Regions from separate parts of the Mus musculus genome. Here region 1 is linked to region 2. A link is a loop called in an ENCODE intact Hi-C map of the cell type or tissue named here. Cell type or tissue: heart. All regions are shown on one strand. Links, peaks and the distances in the headings refer to the core of each region. The heading gives the core; the rest is flanking DNA. Region 1 has its middle 37 kb from the start of Eci2. Region 2 overlaps Pxdc1 (PX domain containing 1).

The links. A loop is a pair of places that touch in the nucleus more often than their neighbours do. Peaks named below come from ENCODE experiments on the same cell type or tissue, not always from the same donor. Only the 100,000 strongest peaks of a DNase experiment are listed, where the experiment ranks them.
Region 1: a loop joins it to region 2, with 3 times the contacts of the local background. A loop is called at or near these places in 12 of 42 quality-filtered maps.

What each region holds. Positions count from the first base shown.
Region 1 is chr13:35,026,206-35,036,325 of GRCm38, forward strand. It overlaps a transcript of Eci2 not described here. Among named protein-coding and RNA genes, the nearest start is that of Eci2, 37 kb to the left of the region's middle. In heart, for the core only: CTCF peaks have their summits at 957 (motif pointing left), 4,965 (motif pointing right) and 5,694; no DNase peak of the experiment used is centred there; H3K4me3 peaks cover 464 bases.
Region 2 is chr13:34,638,207-34,648,326 of GRCm38, forward strand. It overlaps Pxdc1 (PX domain containing 1), which reads right to left. Exons shown (of 5, transcript NM_025831.3): 2 at 801-892; 3 at 1-76. Among named protein-coding and RNA genes, the nearest start is that of Pxdc1, 9.4 kb to the right of the region's middle. In heart, for the core only: a CTCF peak has its summit at 4,913 (motif pointing right); DNase peaks (open chromatin) are centred at 8,345 and 9,215; H3K27ac peaks cover 394 bases.

The DNA.
Region 1 (10,120 bases), core at 623-8,622, 390 kb after region 2:
CTAAACAGTCCTATATGCCCTAAAGAAATAGAAGCAGCCATTAATAGTCTCCCAACCAAAAAAAGCCCAGTTCCAGATGGTTTTAGTGCAGAGTTCTATCAGACCTTCAAAGAAGATCTAATCCCAGTTCTTCACAAACTATTCCACAAAATAGAAACAGAAGGTACTCTACCCAACTCATTCTATGAAGCCACAATTACTCTGATACCTAAACCACAAAAAGACCCAACAAAGATAGAGAACTTCAGACCAATTTCCCTTATGAATATCGATGCAAAAATCCTCAATATATTGTTTTCTTAAAGGCAGGTTAAACTTAAACAGGCAGATTACACGGTATCGAGTATATAGTTTAAAACTGATCCAAGGCATATTATTGACTTGGTTTCAAGGTCTGGCAAAAAGTCCTGTTTTTGAAAGCAAGAGGCATTTTTTTAAAAAGCTACTTCATAAGTCCCTTTAAAGGATTTGGTAAACATGTCTTGATACCTATGGGGGCTTCTGAATCTAACATCCTGGGGAATCTTGAGGGACAGTCTTTTACTTGAGGCATAGGTTAGAAAGTTGGGGACAAGGAACTTTGGTGTATCCAAAGTTTGAGTGGAGCCCTGAGAACACACAGGAGCCCTTCTTCTTCAAACTATCCTTCAGGAACACCAAGGAAAGGCAGCCTGAAGGGTTGGTGCTGGGCAACTGCACATGAATCTGACAACTACTTTTTTGTCTGTCCTTACACCCATTCCTGCCCACATACTTAGTTGTCAATGGGCTCTAAAATCAGTTCCATGATTGGGGGTACTTACTTTTGACCTGTTGTGCTGCTTCGACGGATTTGAAGCCAAGACGAAAATCCCCACACTCTTCACCGGAAAAACACAAAAGGGGAGTCGTCTTCCCTCCCCAAGCCCCTCCCCAAACCAATGGTCAGAAGTCACGTAGTCCTTCTGCTGCCACCTGGTGATGTCACATAGCAACTACATGGTGTAGGGGAAAGTTTTAACATCAGCAAAAGAAGTCTGTAATTCTCTTCTAAGGCTCTAGTTTTACTAAAATTAAAGATCATTAACATCATAAAAACTTAAAAGATCTGCCTTTTAATGACTTTGTCTTTACTTTCAAACCTCTAAAAACTATATAACGGGAGATAAGGCAAAAAGAGGGGAAAGGTCTAAATGGGGGTTGGATGGGTGGGTGGGAAGGGCAGATAAATAATACTAAAGATGTTTGAAAAAGCCATGTGGAAGCCTAGTATTTGATAAGCATTCGAAATATTTATCTGCATATGTCCCTATACTTAAAAGTTTAAGTATACATAAACTTACATAGAGGATAATGCTTCACTTGAGGGCCACAAATTTCCAAACCAGGTGTGGGACAGTACCTATGGATCTGACCAAGAAGGAGGTGTCCTGGGCACCTCCAGAACATAGCAGGTTTCTGCCGGAGTCTGAGTTTGATTTATCTCTGAGTCCACTGTATCAATACCAGGCTGCAACAATAGGTGCTTAGTAAATCCCTAGGAATGTGTTGGAGACAGGGCTGACACACTGTATGGTCTCTTTTAGGGGTGCCACAGATGGTTTGGGGTTTGATTGAACTTTTTTGGTGAGATCTCTCCCTGCCATTCTTCCAAATTAACTGCAGCATCGTTTGAAGCCTGTATCTTGCAGACTGGGGTTGGTACAGGAAGTAGGGAAGGCTCTGAGAGAACCACTCACTGTCAGGCTGTTGCTGTCGGCTTGTCTCCATCTTTCCTTCTGCACCACACACAGATGGCAGGTTCCAGAAACTGCTGGAATTAAGGTGATGGAAATAGGTGCAGCTCTTAAGGACAAGTGTCTGAACAAAACTGATGAAAAAGAACATGGACATGTTGGTCAGGGATCTCGAGAAAAATAGAATCAACTGAAGAGAGATGGAAGAGAGAGATTAAACATTACCTATTTTCTCATACAATATATTTTGATTATATTGTTTTCCCTTCCCTGACTGCTCCCATATCCTTCCCACCTTGCTACCCACACAACTTCATAGTCTTTTTCTTTTTTGTAAAGAAAAAAAAGCAGAAAAATCCAGCAAAAATGAAGATAAAAACAGACAAACCAACAACACCCCCCAAATAGTAAGACAAAAAAAAAAAAAGCACAAACAAACCCCAGCAAGTCTATTTTGTGGTAGCCAGCTACTTTTGGGCTTGCGACCTGCCCTGGTATGTGATTGATATACCCAGTGATGCTCCATTGGAAAAAAAAAAAACTGATTTTCCCTTATTCAGCAGTTACAATAGCAAGTAGCTTCTTGGTTAAGGGTGGGATTTTGTGTTGCCACTTCCCCTTCTCAGTGCTGACATTTTATCTGGTTCAAATCTGTGCAGGTTTTGGTGTGTTGCCCCAATCTCTGTTCCTTCATGTGTACATCAATGCTGTTGAACCTGAAAGATGCAGTTCTTGGAGTCATCTGCCACCTCTGGCTCTTACACTCTTTCTGTCTCCTCTTCACTTGGATCAGTGGTTTTAACCTATGGGTCCCGACCCCTTCGGGAGTTGCCTATCAGATATCCTGCTTATCAGATATTTCCGTTACGATCTATAACACTAGCAAAATTAATTATGAAGTAGGGACAAAATAATTATAAGCGTGGTGGGTCACCACAACATGAGAAACTATATTAAAAGTTTGCAGCATTATGACGGTTGAGAACCACTGTATTAGACCCTTGAACCTTGAGGGGAAGAGTTTAATAAAGACATCCCATTTGGGACTGGGTGCTCCAAAGTACCTTATTTATCTACCCATTGTGCATTTGTGGGTCTCTGTTAATTACCATTTTTTTTTTTTTTGATACGGGTTGAATGATGCTCTGATCTCTGAGGCTTTTGTTTGGCATCCTGAGTTTTTCATTTGGAATTTTATGTCAGTTTGGACTTTTTTTTTAGTGACTTTATGTCTTTATTTAATGCTACTTTCAGGTCTTGAATCGTTTCCACTGTCTTATTCAACTGTTTGTGGTTTAGTGGTTTTCACCGAGACATCTCTTCATATCATCTTGAAGGTCTTTGAACATACTCCTAATTATTATTTTTGAAGACTCTTGGGGCCTAATGCAATAGGTTTGCTGGCTTCTGGAGGAGGCATATTGTCTTGGTTGTTCATGTTTGTGTGTTTCTGGAGTTACGATGTTATAAGCATTTCTTGGTGTAGATACTGGGTCTTATCTTTGCTGGGTGAGTGTTCTGAAATTTGTGGCTGTTGCCTACTCTGTCCTGGCCAAGTGTGGCAGCTCTGGAGTCCCTGTTGCTGTTCTGCAGATTGTTGGGAGTCACAAAGGAATGGGCTAGAAGGAATAGCTGAGAGGGGTAGGTAGCAGGGAATAACTAAGGGGACCCTGGGTCCACACCAAGAGGCTGAGTCTTACCTGAGTCCCAGCCTCAGAATGGCAGCTAGGAGTCTCTGGTAGAGAGAGTTCTCCAGCTCCACAGAATCACAAAGGACTATAAGCAAAGGCTGAAAGGGGCCACCAGGAAAAACTAGGGGAAGTTTCTGAGATAGATTTTGTTTTATTAAGCAATTAGCCACCTGTTAGAGGATTTTTCAAGAGTAAAGTTCAAACGAGCCCTGGAGGCTGAAGACCTCGGGAATTTCAGTTTGAATTTAAGGTGGGCTTCTGGCAGAATTTTTTCTGACACAGGAGACTTGCCTCTGTCTTGGCTTTAATAGTTCTTTCAACTGATTAACTGAGGTTCACTCCCATTATTTACTTTCCTGGGAGTCGATGAATCTAAATTAGTGTTCACCTCATTAAAAACAACTCCACAGGGACATCCAGCATCGTGTTTGACCTAATGTTTGGATACCGTAGGCCAGTCAAGAAAATTAACCATCCCAGCAAGGTATGTAGGAGGGAAGCACCTTAGGAGGTCTGTTTTTATAGCTGTCATGGAAATGTGGGCTTCTTGTTAGACAGGAGCAGATTATCCGTACGTGGAGCCTGCGCTCTCTTCCTGCAGCCCAGCAACTGGGAGGGCTTTGTTTCATAGCTGACATCTTTGTTTTATTGTCACTAGTTGAAAACTATTCTCCATTAGTTTATGCTCAGCAATATAACACACACACACACATTTCTGCAGATATGTTTATGTTTAAATATAAATATACTTATTTGATAGGAATAAATTAAATAAAATTGTAGAGGGATTTTTTTTTTTAAATTCCATATGTGGTGGTTTAAATGTGCTTGGCCTAGAAAGTGGCACCATTAGGAGGTGTGGCCTTGTTGGAACATTTCTATAAGAGTTGAAATATTCAGTTTGGGAATTCCAAAAACATGACCTCAGGAGTATAATAATAATTAAAATCCAACTTTATTTTCTGTCCAGTGCTAACTTTAGGTCAGATAGTAAAAGGGGAAGTTTACATAAGCAAGCACACACCTACATTTATGCAGCAGCATTTTATCTCCCTGTACTGTATATCTTTGTTCATTTGCTTATACTAGACAGTGACTCTTTAACAAGGGGGAATTGCCATGAAGTGTTTATAATGAATAAGAAAGACCTGGTGCTGCCAGATTCAACAGGTCCCAAACTGAGCTCACTTTTGAGCCCAGCTCATCTTTGCTCCAACCCCGCATATGCTTAGTCATCAAGGTATACGTCTTTTGGTGGCCTTAGGAAGCCCCCTTTCTCCTATTTCCCATAGCAGGCCATAGTTCTTAGAAGAAACCACATTTATACTGAAGGTTCTGCAGGTTAACTGGCCAGGAAGTCAGAATTATGAGCAGATGGAAAGTTGCATATGGGGCCAGATATCTTCATCTCTCTTTAGCCCTCTTAATGGTCATTTGCTACCACCAACCTATGAATCAGACCTAACATCTTTGTGATGTCAAGTAAAACTTTTGGGCTGTATTGTAAATTTAGCAGACCATTAGCTTCCACCAAACCCAAGTTAAGAACGCCACAAGATGGCACCTGAAACCTACAGAAGAAATCCCTGATATTCTGTTATAACCACACCTACCTGATGTGCCCACTACGGCATCTATTACGTACATTGACTAACAACTTTCTTTAGTTCCAGGTCTATAAATGTTCAAGTTTTCTCCCTTAGTGGAGCATACCATCCAGGGCAACCTGAATCAGGGTGCCCATGCTATAGCCATCTTTGGCTCAGGATAAACCATTTCTTATTCCTGTTAGAGGACGAGCTATGTTTTTCACTGATACCGTGTCTAGCCATCAAATCCTAGGGTTCCTCCTTCATAGTTCTTGCCACTTACCCAAGCTCCTTATCACTCATGCCCTGAGTCCACAGTAACTCTGAACAAGGTCTGTCTATCTCCTAGCCAACGCTGATTCTGCCAGGCTACCCTCGAGAAATGTACATTTCATCAAGTTACTTCTTGTCATCAACCTCTTCAGTGTGGCCCAGAAGGTGCCTTGCAGCTGGTTCTTGTCTATTCCCCTTAATCTTGTCCCCATTCACATTGGCCCTTTGCTGTTGTCATATAATCAACCTGCTTTCTATAAAGTCACAGAGCTCTCACCTCCCCTCACTTACCTGGTTTCTGGCCAGATGTTTCTTAGTCTGTAGTCACCAGCTGCTGCTCTTTATTCTTCAGAGCCTGTGTTCTCTCCAACCTCTGGGTGCTGAGGCTGTGATTATGTCAGCTGTAGGCTCTGCTCTCCACTGCCCCAGGAGGACGGGCATGGCTCTGCATAGCCTCCTGGCTTCTTCAGAGGTGGGCCCTTCAGAGGTGCTCATTGTGGAGGGGATCTGGCCTTATGAATGAATTAATGTCGTTTTTCTCAAGGCAATGGCTATCTTGGGAGTTTTACTCCCTCTTCCTGCTTCTACCTACTACCTAGCCGCCGTTGTCCTGACATATGAAGCCTTCCATTATATTCCTTATGTTTTACATCTCCAGGGCCTCACCAAAAGCTGAGCATCTTCTGGCACCACCAACATGAATTTCTAGATCCGTGACCCCAAGCGAACCTCTTTTCATTATAGATCACCCATTTACCATTTCTCCGACATGGTAACAGAAACTGGAGTAAAACAGTCAGATCCTCTATTTAGAATATAAAAATCCCAATTAACCCACCTTTCCCCCTCTGTAGCAAAGCTTCTTGAAGGCTCTCAACAACCTATCTTGAGAGATAGCTCTTCTCCTTCATTCCCGAGGGCAGAGAGCATGAACTGCTTTCCTCCACTTGGGTCACAGGCTTCTCTGCAGTCCAAGTATGTCAATAGCCTGAGGCTGGATGCCTGGCAGTGTCTTTGTCTCATGACTGTCATGTGATAGACACCTACTACGTCCGTTTACTGAAAATAAACTGAGGGCTTGGGAAGCACTGTATAGAAATCAGAAAAATAGATATTTTTAGGATGCAAATAAAAATAATTTCAATGAATACCTTAAAATCTATAAAAATTCTCCACCTCAAACAACATAAATAGAATACATTTTCCCCCTTTTGAAGGCTCTTAATATTGCTGGGTGTTCTGAGCAGACAGGGAATGTCACCCTTGAGACATCATCAAGAGGCCCCGGGAGCTGCCTTATGGTTGCTGGAGTGTGGTCTTTTCCCTTTTGCTGCAGTACCAACATTTCATGTATATGTTTCTTCGGTGCATTGTTAAAGAAATACCTGCTGAGGGCTTGCCACTTGGCAGCCCCTGGGCTGAGCACTAGCAAGCACACCACAGTTACGTTCTAAAGGGAAGTCGAGGTGTACCAGTGAGAAATGATTTGAGGAGAGATGTGTGTGCTGGAGGCTTAGATCGCCTGCAGGGTTCCTGATCTACACGGGAGCAGAGAACTTTTGTTTCTTTATGTATATCCTTGATAGACAAATGGACACTTTCCAGATGAAGAGGAAGGATGTATGTGAGGTCTGTGTGTGTATGTGTGTGTGTGTAGTATATATGTACTGTGTGTAGTATGTATATGTTTGAAGTATGTGAGTGTGTATGTATGCATAGTATGTGTGTGTAGTGTGCACAGTCTGTTGGGTATACTGTTCCATCATTCTTGGCCTTGTTCCCTTGAGATTGGGTTTTTCAACCTAGAGTCCAGTATTTTGACTAATTAGCTAGAACAAATGATCCTCTTGTCTCTGTCCCCCCCTCCCCCCCACTACTCTCTTACAATTTTGTTTGTGTGGCCAAACCCAGACCTTTAAAAAGCAAAACCAAAACCAACTCTGTGGGGCAGGAGAGCCGTGGGACAGGGAATAGGGTGAGAGTGAGGGGTGGAGGGGTCAGGACGTGGGGGATGGAGGAGGTGGGGGTTGGGAGAGGTGGAGGGCATGGGAGAGCAGACTAGAGCAAGAGTGGGGTTGATGTGTGTCTTGAAATACATCAGCAGGCTCTGCTGCCCCGGGCCTGCATGCTCTGGTACACAGCCCTGTGCCCCCACCTCTGTATACTCTGGAGGAGGTTATAAACACCCCCCATCCTGTAGCCAGGTTAAACTTCCTCTCATAAGATCACATCAGGACAGCACCCAGAGTTCCTCCTTATGCAAAAGATGCGTCCCCAGTGCCCTTACTCTGAAAGCCCCTATCCATTCCCAAAAGGTATAAGTAGCCTTCAGTCACATGATTAAATGAGCTATCTCGCTGAAGCCTCTCCTATGAGTCTGACATTACACTCATGGCCACCTGAGACCTCTGTCGCTCCTTGCAGTTCCTGCCTTGCTTTTCCTCTCAGGACTTGCTGGTCTCAATTTTAGGTGATTGCACCAGGATGGGCAGGGAAGCAGAGCCAGAATGACATACACCCCTCCCCCCACCCCTGACACACACACACACACACACACACACACACACATACACACACACACACACACACACACACGATGCAAACTCAGTTCCTCGTGCTTACACAGTAAGATCTCTTACTCACTGAGCCCCAAGAAAGAATTTTCTGAGCCTGCTTGGGTATTTGTGTAGTGGGATAGACACCTGTATCTTTCGTCCTCCCCACAATGGCAGCTCTTCTGCTCGCATTCAGGAGAGTTCTTCCTTGAGCATTATAAGTGACTAGCCTTGTGGGTAGTTGGTATGGCCACAGGTGACTCCTGTTCAAGGGGACATACTAGCACACTGAGTCGATAAAGGCAGTCTCCAGAGTGCTCTGAATTACCAGTGAATGGATCTTTGTGGAGGTCAGAACAGAAGGATGCAAGATTCAAGGTATGGACTCCATGTCTCTTGCCTTGTGGCAGAAGTTCCATCACAGGGAAGGAGAGGGTAGAGCCTTCCATTCCCCTCCCCCTCTCTTTCCACATGATCATGGCTAGCCTCTACTCCTCTACTCTTTCTTGCTTTCTTGCTCTCCAGCTCTGTGCTCTCGTCCTACTCCTCCCCTCTCTCCATTCCCCTCCTCCTCTCTTTCCACATGATCATGGCTAGCCTCTACTCCTCTACTCTCTCTTGCTTTCTTGCTCTCCAGCTCTGTGCTCTCGTCCTACTCCTCCCCTCTCTCCATTCCCCTCCTCCTCTCTTTCCACATGATCATGGCTAGCCACTACTCCTCTACTCTCTCTGCCTTTCTCTGTCTCTACTGCTCTCTCAACTCCCCTCCCCATGCCTTGAATAAACTCTATACTACATGCCAATTGTCATCATGTGTGGCTGGTCCCTCAGGGGGAAGGGATGCCTCAGCATGAGCCAGCTGAAACATCCCCTTCCCCCACACCTTACCACACCTCCACCAAACATATCCCTTCTCTCTTTATTTTTATAAAACACAACACACATTCTTGCTCATAAACTTCTGCATGGAGGAGGCTGGCGATAAGGGCTAGTTGGCTGTAACACATTAGATGTACAGATAGATTCACAAATTTGAAATGTCAGACTGTATTGAAAATATGAAGATTAGCAGTGGCAGCAGTAAGTATGGATGCCAGATTTCTTGCAGCCATCAGAGGCTGGCAGTCACCATGCATAGACACCTGTGCCTCTTATACCATGTACTGACTGCCACCAGGCTGCCTCCCTCCGCCTTCCCTTATTTCTTCTTGAGCTCTATCACCTCTAATATCAGATTATCCCTTGCCTGGGGTCATCACATCTCCCTCAAACAGATGAGTGCTGTTTACTTCAGCATCTCTTCTGCAGCCCATCTCTGCTGATGTTTTCCTGGTACATGGTCACTCCCTGGAGTCTGTTCTGCCCTGTTATGTCCACGCTGGAAACCTGACTGTGGCTCTGAGCTGCAAGGAGAGGCAAGCTAAGTGACTCCATACGTGCCAGCCAGATTCACACTGATTTTTAAGTGAATTCTTCCCGACTTTTAGAATAGTAGAGACCCAGTGTGATCTGGCACATGGGATGTTAATGGAATCCATGAAACTCAAAAAGCAAAAAATAGCTCAAAGAAAGAAACATCTAAGGCTGTCATCTCTGTGGGGACCATGTGACCATGCAGGATGAAGAGCTCTGGGGCTGCTGGGGACAAGTCCTAATGTAATAGTCATAAGATCCTGTGGTCTAGGAAAACTTAGACTAATACCAGTCTTTGTTCTGATAACCCTCTGGCATCTCTGTGAACATCTGCCCCAGCACCAGAGCTCAGCTGTGTCCCAGCATGGATAAAGGAATCGCCCTCACTTTTCAGTAACAGGAATCAAGGTCAACACCCATGTTGACTCTTTGTTCTTCAACTTTGCTCTCCCACTCTAAACCACACAGGGCTACTAAAAGGGCCAGGGAAACAGCTGGCCCCTTTTGACACCTGCATTTCAAAGTGCCGAATTCAACATGCTTTCTGTGGTTAGATTTGCACATATGTATAGTTACCATGGATGCTTTTGTTTCTTGTTTAGCTCTTATGAGAAACACAAACTGGTTTCTTACTGCTTGGAAGGGTTCTCAGGGAACGAGCCTTAAATTGACAAGATAAGGTATGGCGGTTCGGCTGGGCCAGCGGCATTCTTTCTCATTTCCTGATTCAAAGTACATATTCGTTCCTCTCTGACTGCAGGTCTTTCATTAGTCCACATTTGTCCTACAAAAAAAAAAAAAATTGAAGGAGAGATCAGAGACAAATATTTTTGATGACAGCCTTTAAACAAAGCCAATTCTCTTTTGGGAGAGAAAGGAGCCCT
Region 2 (10,120 bases), core at 1,409-9,408:
GGACATTATCATTTTTTAACACCTGATCCAAAGGCGATCTTTCAAAGAAGGTGAGAACAACCTCAGACCTGGAATACTGGGAATAAACACAGTGATTACTGATAAAGCTCTCCACCGCAGGTCTCCCGTGTTTGCTGGGGTGGTGTTTCTGCACAGAGGTGACCCCAACTGATGTGACGCTCAGGAGGCTGTCCCAGACCCGTGCAGGGGCTGCTTCATGGCCTGTGCCCAGTGACTGGATCACTGTAGCTTCTTTGTTTCGAGGTGGCTACGGGCAGGGCCTCTTGCTAGGGCGGGTGGCTCGGCGGAATGCTTGGCACAGAGCTGGCATATCACTCTCAGCTCTCCTTTACTATCTGTTGGGTGGCTTCTACGTGCCCAATTTTCCTTTAAGAACCTTTAAGAGCTAAGGAGTTCTGCCTGACCCTCCAGGTTCTTATTTCCTGCATCAAGCTCACAGTTCAGAAATGTAACTGAACACCGAGCTGCCAGCGTGGATGCTGACACTGCCCTGGGCTTGCTGATGCCTATTCTAAACCTAAGCAAGAAGAGGGATCCGAGGGGAGGGAAGAGAGCAAAGGCCGCTGCTTCTGGAGAAGCCTCTGGCCCCTCCTGCTTCAGACCTCATGGCTCTCCTTCCACTCTGTTCCCTGAAGAGAAAGGACTCCAGCGGGGAGTCCCACAGACTTCTCCCTTCCCTCTATCGCCCTTCAGGACTTCTGGGAATGAAACACTGAGTGAGATGCCCGCAGCCGTCTTTAAGGCTGGTGGTGATGGGCCACTCTGGCCTCCCTGCTCACCTTACACGGCATGCTGATGACCGTCTCCAGCAGCTTCTCGACCTCATTGAGCCTGGTCTCTATGTCATGTGCACCCTTGATGGCGAGCAGTCCTAGAACAGAGACAGAAACGGCCAGGTCAGTTGGGTGAGCAGCCTATGACGAAATATGTAACAAATACACAACAGGTGTCCCTCGATGAAAACACCACCCCAGTGCCACGTTTCACAGCAAAATGTCCTTAATTCTTAAGGAAGACACATCTCAGTGTCTCCCGTGAATTCTTGAAACCACAGATAGAGCCGGACCCAAGAAAACAAATCCTTTTCCATCCTGGTTCAGTCCAAATCACAGCCGTACCCATGGCTGTCGCTTTTGCTGTTTAAACTGAGATGGGAAAGCTACCATGAATTTCATCTTCACAACTTCATAGACACATGATATCCTCTACTGTAGACTGCAGACCCCTTTGCCTGCATTTGTGGGTTTTGGCTTCCTCATTTAAGTGCGACTATCCACCTCTTCTCTCAAAGCAGGGCTTCATAGCATCTCTTTGCGTGCATCTCCCATTTTATGACCAGGATTAAGCAAAAGTGGGCTTATAGAACCCTGAGCACTGAGATACCCAAACAGGAGAGACCTGATAATTGAGACTGCTGCTAATGATTGGCAGTCAGGTGGCATATACAGTGCGGAGACCCGAGACAAAGGAACCAGTCTCCTCCCAGGGAAAAAAGGGTGGGATGGGGTGGCTTAACGTTGTGCTCCCTAGAATGGAAAGCAATTCGAGGCATAGGAATTGTTTATTTTGAGAATCTCTGACCTGAAAGAATGGGAAACAAAGCCCCAGATAAGGGAGATTTAGCACCTGCTCAGCCTTGTGTGTCGAGTGCTAACCTGTAAGGTCCTGGACTAACCTTCCCCTGAGAAGCCAGCCAGTAATGTATGGTTCTGCTGCGACCCATGTCACACACACACACAAATGGCAGTGGAAGTAGAACAGGGTGTAAGATCCCCTGCGGTGGGACATCCTGGGGCCATGCCACTAACACCTGGACACAGCAGGGCTTAACCAGAGACCCCCTCGGGTTGCCACCACTATGACGACTGCATAAGGGGTGTGTGACCCAGAATCCACTACCCCGAGTGACACAGGAAAGGATACATTCTTCCAGTGACAAGACCTGTGTCAATGGAGCCCATATTTAGGCAAGGCATGTGAATGCAATGTTCAGAAGGAAAAATAGATCTCCAGGAAAATACACATGGGCGTGGCTCACAGCCCTCTCCAGGAGCCCAAGCATCAGTACGTATTGTGGGTACCACAGAGTGGTCACCACAGGCTCTGGCAGGCTGTTGGGCTGTGCGGTATTTTATTTTAAAAACCTTACAGCTCAAGACCGTATGTGGAGCTTCCTCTGTCTCCCATGAGCAATGTAAAGGTAAGACTTCTCACTTCAGCGTCTCCCACCAGCTTTCAAGGGATGGAATTAGGAGCCCTTAGTATGCTAGCTTTGCCCCGGACTCTGTATGACCAGAATGGGACAATCCCTACCATCTGCAGCAGAACCCCAGAGACCTAGATCCAGAACTATGGTCGGTTCTGAAAAGTTTCTCTCAGGCTTTGGTTTGATTTTGTTAACAAAAGATAAAGTGCTAAGGTTTGGGGCAACTGACTCCCCGCAATGACTGACCACCTGCATCAACTGACCACCTGCAACAACTGACCACGATCAAAATTTCTAAATTTTCTAATTTCTAAAACAGCCTGATTGAAATTAGGATAAACTCAAACCTGGCTACTCCTACCAGAGAGTCTTCAGATGTAATGAAAGAACGTTTTTTTCTTTTTTAATTTTATTTTATATTTTATGAGTACACTGTAGCTGTCTTCAGACACACTAGAAGAGGGCTTTGGATCCCATTACAGATGGTTGTGAGCCACCATGTGGGTGCTGGGAATTGAACTCAGGACCTCTAGAAGAGCAGTCAGTGCTGTCAACCTCTGAGCCATCTCTCCAGCCCAAAAGAACATGTCTAAAAGGCTAGCTAGGCTATCCCCATGTCCATGGCAGTGCCTCCCTCACCTGGCCTCCAAGTATGCAAATACCCTTACTTGTTTTCTGGTCCTGCCCTTCCTTCTCTCCTTCCCTCCCTCCTTCCCTCCCCCACCCCCATCTTTCCTCCCTTCTCTCTTTAACCATAGAGGCCACAGGTGGTCAGGCATGGAATGTGCAAGACCCAGAGCTGACAGAGTAGACTGCGACTGACTCATTGGAAAACCTCAAGCTCCATACACACTGCATCAGCCTGCACTCAAGCACAGCACTCCAACCATCACTAGAGAAAGGGACTGGGCCACCCCCTCCCTCTCTTCCTAAGCCACGCCCCACCCCTGTCTGATGAAGAAAGGAAAAGAAAAGCAAAAATATCAGAGTGCCAAAGGCATCAAAGCCCTGAGCTCCCTAAACAGATTTCAAACATTTAGAGGGGGGTTGGGGGGAGGGAGAGAGAGTGTGTGTTTGTGTTATACACAGCAGGTGGCATTTTGGGCATAATGTGGCATATATGACATTGGTCCCATAAGAGATATCACCTAGTAACAGCACAGCTGGCTCAGTTTGTGTAAATACACTCAGGATAGTCACACAGTGACAGAATTCTCTCAAAGACACCTTTCTCAGCATCGCAGTCATTAAGAGGGTGTGGTTGTGTGCATACATAAGGATGCAGGTACTATTCTTGCAGCAGGCTGCTTTGAGCATCCTCCCTTGCTACAGAGTAGTCTACAGAGGACAGAGCCTAGTCAGAACTCCTTGGAGTTATTTGTAAAGAGAAAACACACACACACACACCAGTTCCTCAGGGAGCTGAATTCTTCAAAGAGGCAAAGCCGCCTTCTGTTTGCGGAGAGCTACAATCCTCGTTCTGAACCCATCACACCGACACAGCAACTATGTTTATTCTCTGAAAGGGTGGCTCGTAGGAGAACATCCTCCTCTGCAGCCAGTGCAGGGACATTCTACACCACTGTACAGGGTGGAAGCATCTATTCTGGATTCTCAAACAACGAGCTTTGATCTTGCCCTTAAGATGTAGTGCAAGAGCCTGGTTACACCTCTGTTCCTCTTGGCTGGGTTCACAACCTCCAACAGAGAGGGAAACACTGCTTTCCGTCAGTGTGCTGGTTTGAACAAGAATGTCCCCAAATGGGCTTGGATGGTTGAGCAGTTGGTGACATTGTTTGGGGAGGTTTAAGAGGTGTGGTCTTATTGGAGGAAGCGTGTCACAAGAGGCAGTCTCTGAGAGTTTAAAAACCCACACCATTTCCAGTCGAGCTCTTCTTGCTTTATGGTTCACAGTGTGAGCTCTCAGCTCCCTGCTCCCGCTGCATGCCCACTGCTGGCTGACATGCCATCCCATCTGGAGCTTTAAGGCCACATCAGCTCTTCCTTCCATGAGTTGCCTTGGTCAATGTTTTATCACAGCAATAGGAAAACATCTACAATCGGTCTTTCAAGGCAGCCAATTTCACAACTTAGTGAATTGTGAATTTCAAATACGTATGAGTCTCTGCTTTAGTTGTCAGGAACAGGTGACAGAAGCCATGGCTCCAAGTAGAATGGTTACTAGCCCAGTGCCCTAGTTGCTCACATTCACACCTTTTCCTATTGCACCTGCTAAGCCTTTTCCTTGGGACTCAAGTTATTTGGCTCTTAAAGGCTTAGACCAGCTTTGAAAAAATGTCACCTTTTCAACTTTATATTTTATGTATTTAAACACAACAACTATAGGGTACCTGATGCTTATTGGTCTGATATTCCGAATGTCACTAGTGGTTTAAGAAAAGTCGTGGAACTGCCCAGGGGTCCTTTTTCCTTTTAAAGGATTTAGCCTTGCAAGAACAGAGGATTTGTTTGTGTTTAACTGGTTTCGTCAAAAGCAAACACCTGCTTGACTCCTGGATGCAAACTTGAATGAATCAGGCATAATAGCTGTGATTTCCAAAAGTGTCTAACATGATTTTGTTATCTGAAGTTGTAATGAACGATACTGCAGGTGGACAAGATAATTGTGACTGCAGAGATGCACTCAAAAATAAGTGTCACTGGGAGGCAGTAATTCCGAATTTGACCAGCAGAGGGTGCCAAAACACCACATAAGCCTAAGGGTATCTCAAACTGGAAATGATTTTGCCCACTTCTCCACATGGGAAGAATTTGACCCAGAAGGCTTCGTTCTCCCTGAAAATTTTCTAATTTCTGAAAACGTTTAATTACTCATATAACCTCAAGTTCCAAAATTTCCCAACATATAGTTTGTGACACAAGAATTTTATCCAAGTTTAGTACAAGCAGTTAAGTTAAAGGCTTAAAAAATTATTAATACCATATGTATTGCAGTAACCCAAAGACATAAATATTGTCGAACTAAATGTCAGCTTGATTGGGCATGGTGGTGCATTACTTCAATCCTGACATTTAGGACGCAGAGGCAGGCCTAGTCCACACAGGGAATTCCAGGCCAGCTAGAGATTCATCATAGTGAGACCCTATTTCAAAAATGAGTCAGCCTAGAGCTGCCCCCCTCCACTCCAGGGGTGTGTGGCTTTAGCCTCACAAAAACATAGTTTGTGGTTGTTCTCATAATTAGCTGCTTTTAGCAAAAGTAAACACCTGCTTTAATCCTGGAACCAAAACTCAATGAAGCAAGCATAAACAAATTAGTTTCCTAACCTCAGCAAACTGAGGGTCTGACGTCCCATGTCTTTGTTAGACAGAGCTTGGCCTCCATACTTTTGACAAATGCCCCAGGCTTCCTTGGCAGAAGACTTGGTGGGCTGGGATGAGGTGGGGGGCAGGGGCAGGGTGGAGAGAAGCACTTCTAACATTAGTGCCTCCTCCGCAGAGGAATTCTGGTTAATAAAGGGCAGATGAAGCGGAGGTCAGCAGAGAAGACATGCATTAAGGGTCGTCCATGGCCCACAGCACCTGCCTCTCTTAAGAGGGAGGAAGCTTTCTGACTCCCCCACAAAGGACAGCCCCAGGGGGAAACTTTTTATTAGGGCCAGATAACAAACTGCATTGAAGTGGCTTCTTGTCCATTTAACAAATGTGCCCATCAACACACTGTGCATGGAAGCGCAGGTCTAGGAAAAGCTGACTGTATGTATTTGTGTGCTGTGAGAGAGGTACTGGGGCTGGGGGGTCACTGAAAGACTGAATACATCACAAATTCTGGAAACAACATACTTTACTTTTTAGGAAAACATTCAATCACTTCTAAATATCGCCTTCCCTCCTTCTTGCTTGTAGGCTGGCTTGCTGGGGATAAAACGAACCAGGGGCCTTGAACTCATACTGAGCAGGAACCCCTGCTCTAAACAGGTACTCCCCTGGGCTCTAAGCAGAGGCTGAGATCAGGTCCTCCAGCGGAGGTCCTAACATCTTAGAAAACCCCAAGTGAGTCTTTGCTCGGTGCTGTTGCACAGTGTGCATGCGCGCCCGCATGGCACGCACATGCGCAACTGTGTGTTGACGCAGGATAGAACATCGGGGAACACAGACACACACAAAAGTTCCCTTGAGCCCTACCACATGCCAGCGGACTCTGGCTGGCTGACCTGCCCCTCCTTTCTGTTCCATTGAGCAGAGCAGAGCCAGGTGTGCAGGGATCACAGAGACAGAGGTGAGAAGTGCCGTCCTGCGCATGCCTCTCCCGGGATGAAAAGCTGGAAGGAGAACACGGGAGGGAGGTGGAGCCAGGAGGAAACTTCCTGGGAACCCACAGGAGGAAGCTGTTCTTCCTTCCTCTTCTAAAGCTTCCTGCTCCCAGCAGGGGCCTCTGAAAAGGGACCAAGCTGTTTTCTCCAAGTGGGAAATAAAAATGCATCGGAATGGAACTTTCTGATTTTTTTCTCCCAGTTTCCTAATCCCTCCTCTCTGCTCATTATTTTTCTCCAACCTAAAGCAAAATTCCCTTCCTAGAACTCAGGCAGTTTGTAGAAGCCAGTCACAAACCAGGCATGGTGGCACATGCCTGTAGTTCCAGCATTCAGGATGCTGGCCCTGGCTACAAGGTGAGACCCTATTTAACGAAACAAGTACCCCCCCCCCCCCCATTCATGTGGCCATTCTTTTCCTACTGTGCTGGGAATGAACCCTAAAATCGTTCATACTAGCCGTGTGGTCCACTAAGCTGCCCCTTCCTGCCCCTGCCAGTTGGGCTTCAATAAAAGGCATTTGCCCATTTTCACCTCTCCACACAGGAAGGGCACACTGTCTGAAGTTCACAAACCATGGATTGGGGGATACCATGGCCTAAACCTGCGTATAAACCCTGCCTCTCCTAGATATCGGTGCTGTCCACAAGGTGGTCAGGAGGCATACATTGACCACACATGGTGGACAGGGCTCAGGCCTTGGAAAACACAGAGCATGCCCCTACTCACTCCAGCAGGAGGGGGCATGAAGGATGAACAGAAATGGCGGTGTGGAGGTCCACAAGAGGCCCTGAGGCTGGGGAGGGTATGCAGCGGTAGGAGCTGAGGCAGAGATAAAGGCAAGCCCCCCAGAGCGTAAGGAGAGCAAGGCTTCCCAGGCAGGTTCCGACAGCAAGCACACTACATGCTTGGCAATTCTGTTGCTTGGAGTGGCACACACACTGACCCAGGATTGCCCAGGCTCTCAAGTCTGACCCACACCAAGCAATAAGTCCTAGTCTGGGACCCGATGAAGACATAGGTCCAATCAGTCCCACTGTGGTACCTGGCACCATCTCTCTTAGCCAGGGCAAGGTAGGGTCACACCTGCAAAGGGCACTGTTGGAAGCAGTGAGCTGGCTCTTAGGTGGGTCAGCCTTGTAGGATGCTCCGGTCTCCACATTGTCCTGCCTAGAGCCCTTTTACTGGAGCTAAGGGCTTACTCTGGGCATAAGGCAGACAACTTGAAAAGGCCAGCAACTCCATGTCCCTAGGTTGGTGCTAGGCACTTCGTGGCTACAGTTACTCAGTAGAAGTCACCACTTTGCCACACAGGTGTTCTTGTTGCTATCAAATCAAGAATGAGCCACCAGCAAGGAGAGAAGCCAGGGGAAGGCAGTGTAGTAGGCAAATTAGAATAAAATACTCGTATGCACTGTCACCATGAAACCTATTACTTTATAGGCTTACTAGAAAATAGGAGGAGAAGGGGAGGGGGAAGGAAGAGGAGAAAGGCAGAAATTCCAAACCCTGAGGATTAGGCTACTTGGCTGAAAGCCATAAGAGCTGGCTGTGTCTCCTGCTTTGCTACCCAATCTCCCAGACCCTCAATGTCCTCACACAGAAAAGGTGACAACAGGACACTACCAGCAGAGTCCCTTCCACTCCCCTGCTTTCCCTGTTCTGTCCAAGTACAATGACGTTTTCCTCATCCGCAAAGGGTAAGCAGCAGACGTCTGCTCTCTAAACAAATGGGAGAGGCGAGTTTGCATGTGTACGTTCCAAGAAATAACTTGTGGCAGTCATCACTCCACTTGGGGGTGGGATGAGGACAGGCACCAGCCATCACTGTCATCAGAACAGCTAGCAGCACATGAGCACACAGACCAGGAGACACCGAGGCTGCCAGGAGTGAACAGCACGGGACCATGGCTACTCTGCTTCCTCCCATCTTCCCACCAGTGGGGACAAATGTCAAATCAAGGGGCTCTCAGGGTCTTCTCCAGAACAAGAAGTGGCAAAACACAGCCTTTTAAGTGATGGCAACTGAAAAACAGACAGTACACACATACTGATGCGTGACCCAAAGATGCCCAAAAAAATGGCACTACTGTGGGGCTGAGAGTTTAGTTCAGAAGCAGAATGAGTATCTAGAATGCACAATCCTGGGTCCAATCACCAGCACACCAAATATAAATATACTATAACCATCTTTCTGTGTCTTGGCAGTACCAATCCATGACAGCATGTGCCTTCAATCTGTTGTCCTCAGCCTGCTGCTGGCCCAGAGGAAGGTGTGATGGCCTGGCTTTCACCTTTGAAGATACTCAAACAAAACATAGGCTGGCTTGTGCCTCACTGCCAGTCCCTTGGACCCTCCCAGGTAGAAGCCTACACTCTTCACTTGCTGCAAGCTGAGCACTGTGGAGAGGTACCTCATCTTTGATTCTCTCTGCCTTACTATGCACACGTACTGTGGCTATTCTTGCTGTCAACTATGCACAATGCAGGAGTGGATCTCCTCTTACTTCTGGAAAGTGTCTGCCAAACCAGCAGAGAATTATCAGGCCCAAACTGGTTTTTGAAATGGCAGGGACCTAAGTTTCCGGAGTGCACAGACACCTGAGTGCACAGGGTCAGGGGTGCCTTGACCACAGGCTCACAGTGAGGCCGGGAGGAGAAGAGACACAGCTTCTCTCTCCAGCATCCCATGGGAGAAGCCGTGACGTAGGTGCAAGAAGCTGGACTGGCTATGTAAGTTCTAACTGGTTCCATCTACAGCTAGGAAAGGCAGCCCACGTGTCGTGGTGGCCTGGGCCATAGTACAAGACCTATGGCATGGATTCAGGGAATCAGAAACCAAGTGCAGCCAAGAAATTATTTATGGAAGAAGAGAGTCGAGGATGTCGGAGTGGAGACTGGGGTGGGCAGCAGGGCAGGGATCTAGAAACAAGTACAAAACAAGGAAGAGGGAGAGAGGGAAGAGGAGCAGGCACCCCGGGACAGGATGGTGGGGGGGGGCTCTACACATGAAAGAGACGATAAATAAACAAACAAATAAATAAATGGTGAGTCAGAGGAAATGGTCAAATCCAAGAAGTGAAAGCTGCCCAGACAGGATGGCAGGATGTCCCTGGGGAAGCTCTACGTGGGGAGGAGGCTGTAGCAAACGCCAAAGGCAGCATCCTAACATCCCAACATCCAAGGCCAGGCAGAAGTGGCAACTCCATACCCAGCTCAGCTATTCAGACCCGCCTATAACATGCTCACAAAGAAAGTCAGCTTGGTGCCTCTGAGCCACAGCTGGTCCTCCCTGTTTGCCAGTGACATCACACTTATCCCTGATGATGACAATATGATGGAGAGCTGGGGCAGACAAGGGGAACAGAGCACAGGTCTGGGATGTGGAGCCAGGGGCTACATCGTGTCCAATCATTCCTGGTACTATCCCAGCTAAGGCTCTCTTGTCTGGGAAGATACAGTGTCCCATACACTGGAGGTGCCCAGCATTGGTGATGAAGCTGAACACAGCAGTGACAGGAACACCAGGCACTGCAGGTTCATGTGACAATTTGGGCTGCTAAATGCCAGGTTCCAGGCTGCCCCACCCTCCACCCCACCCCTGCAGCCAGCCCTTCCT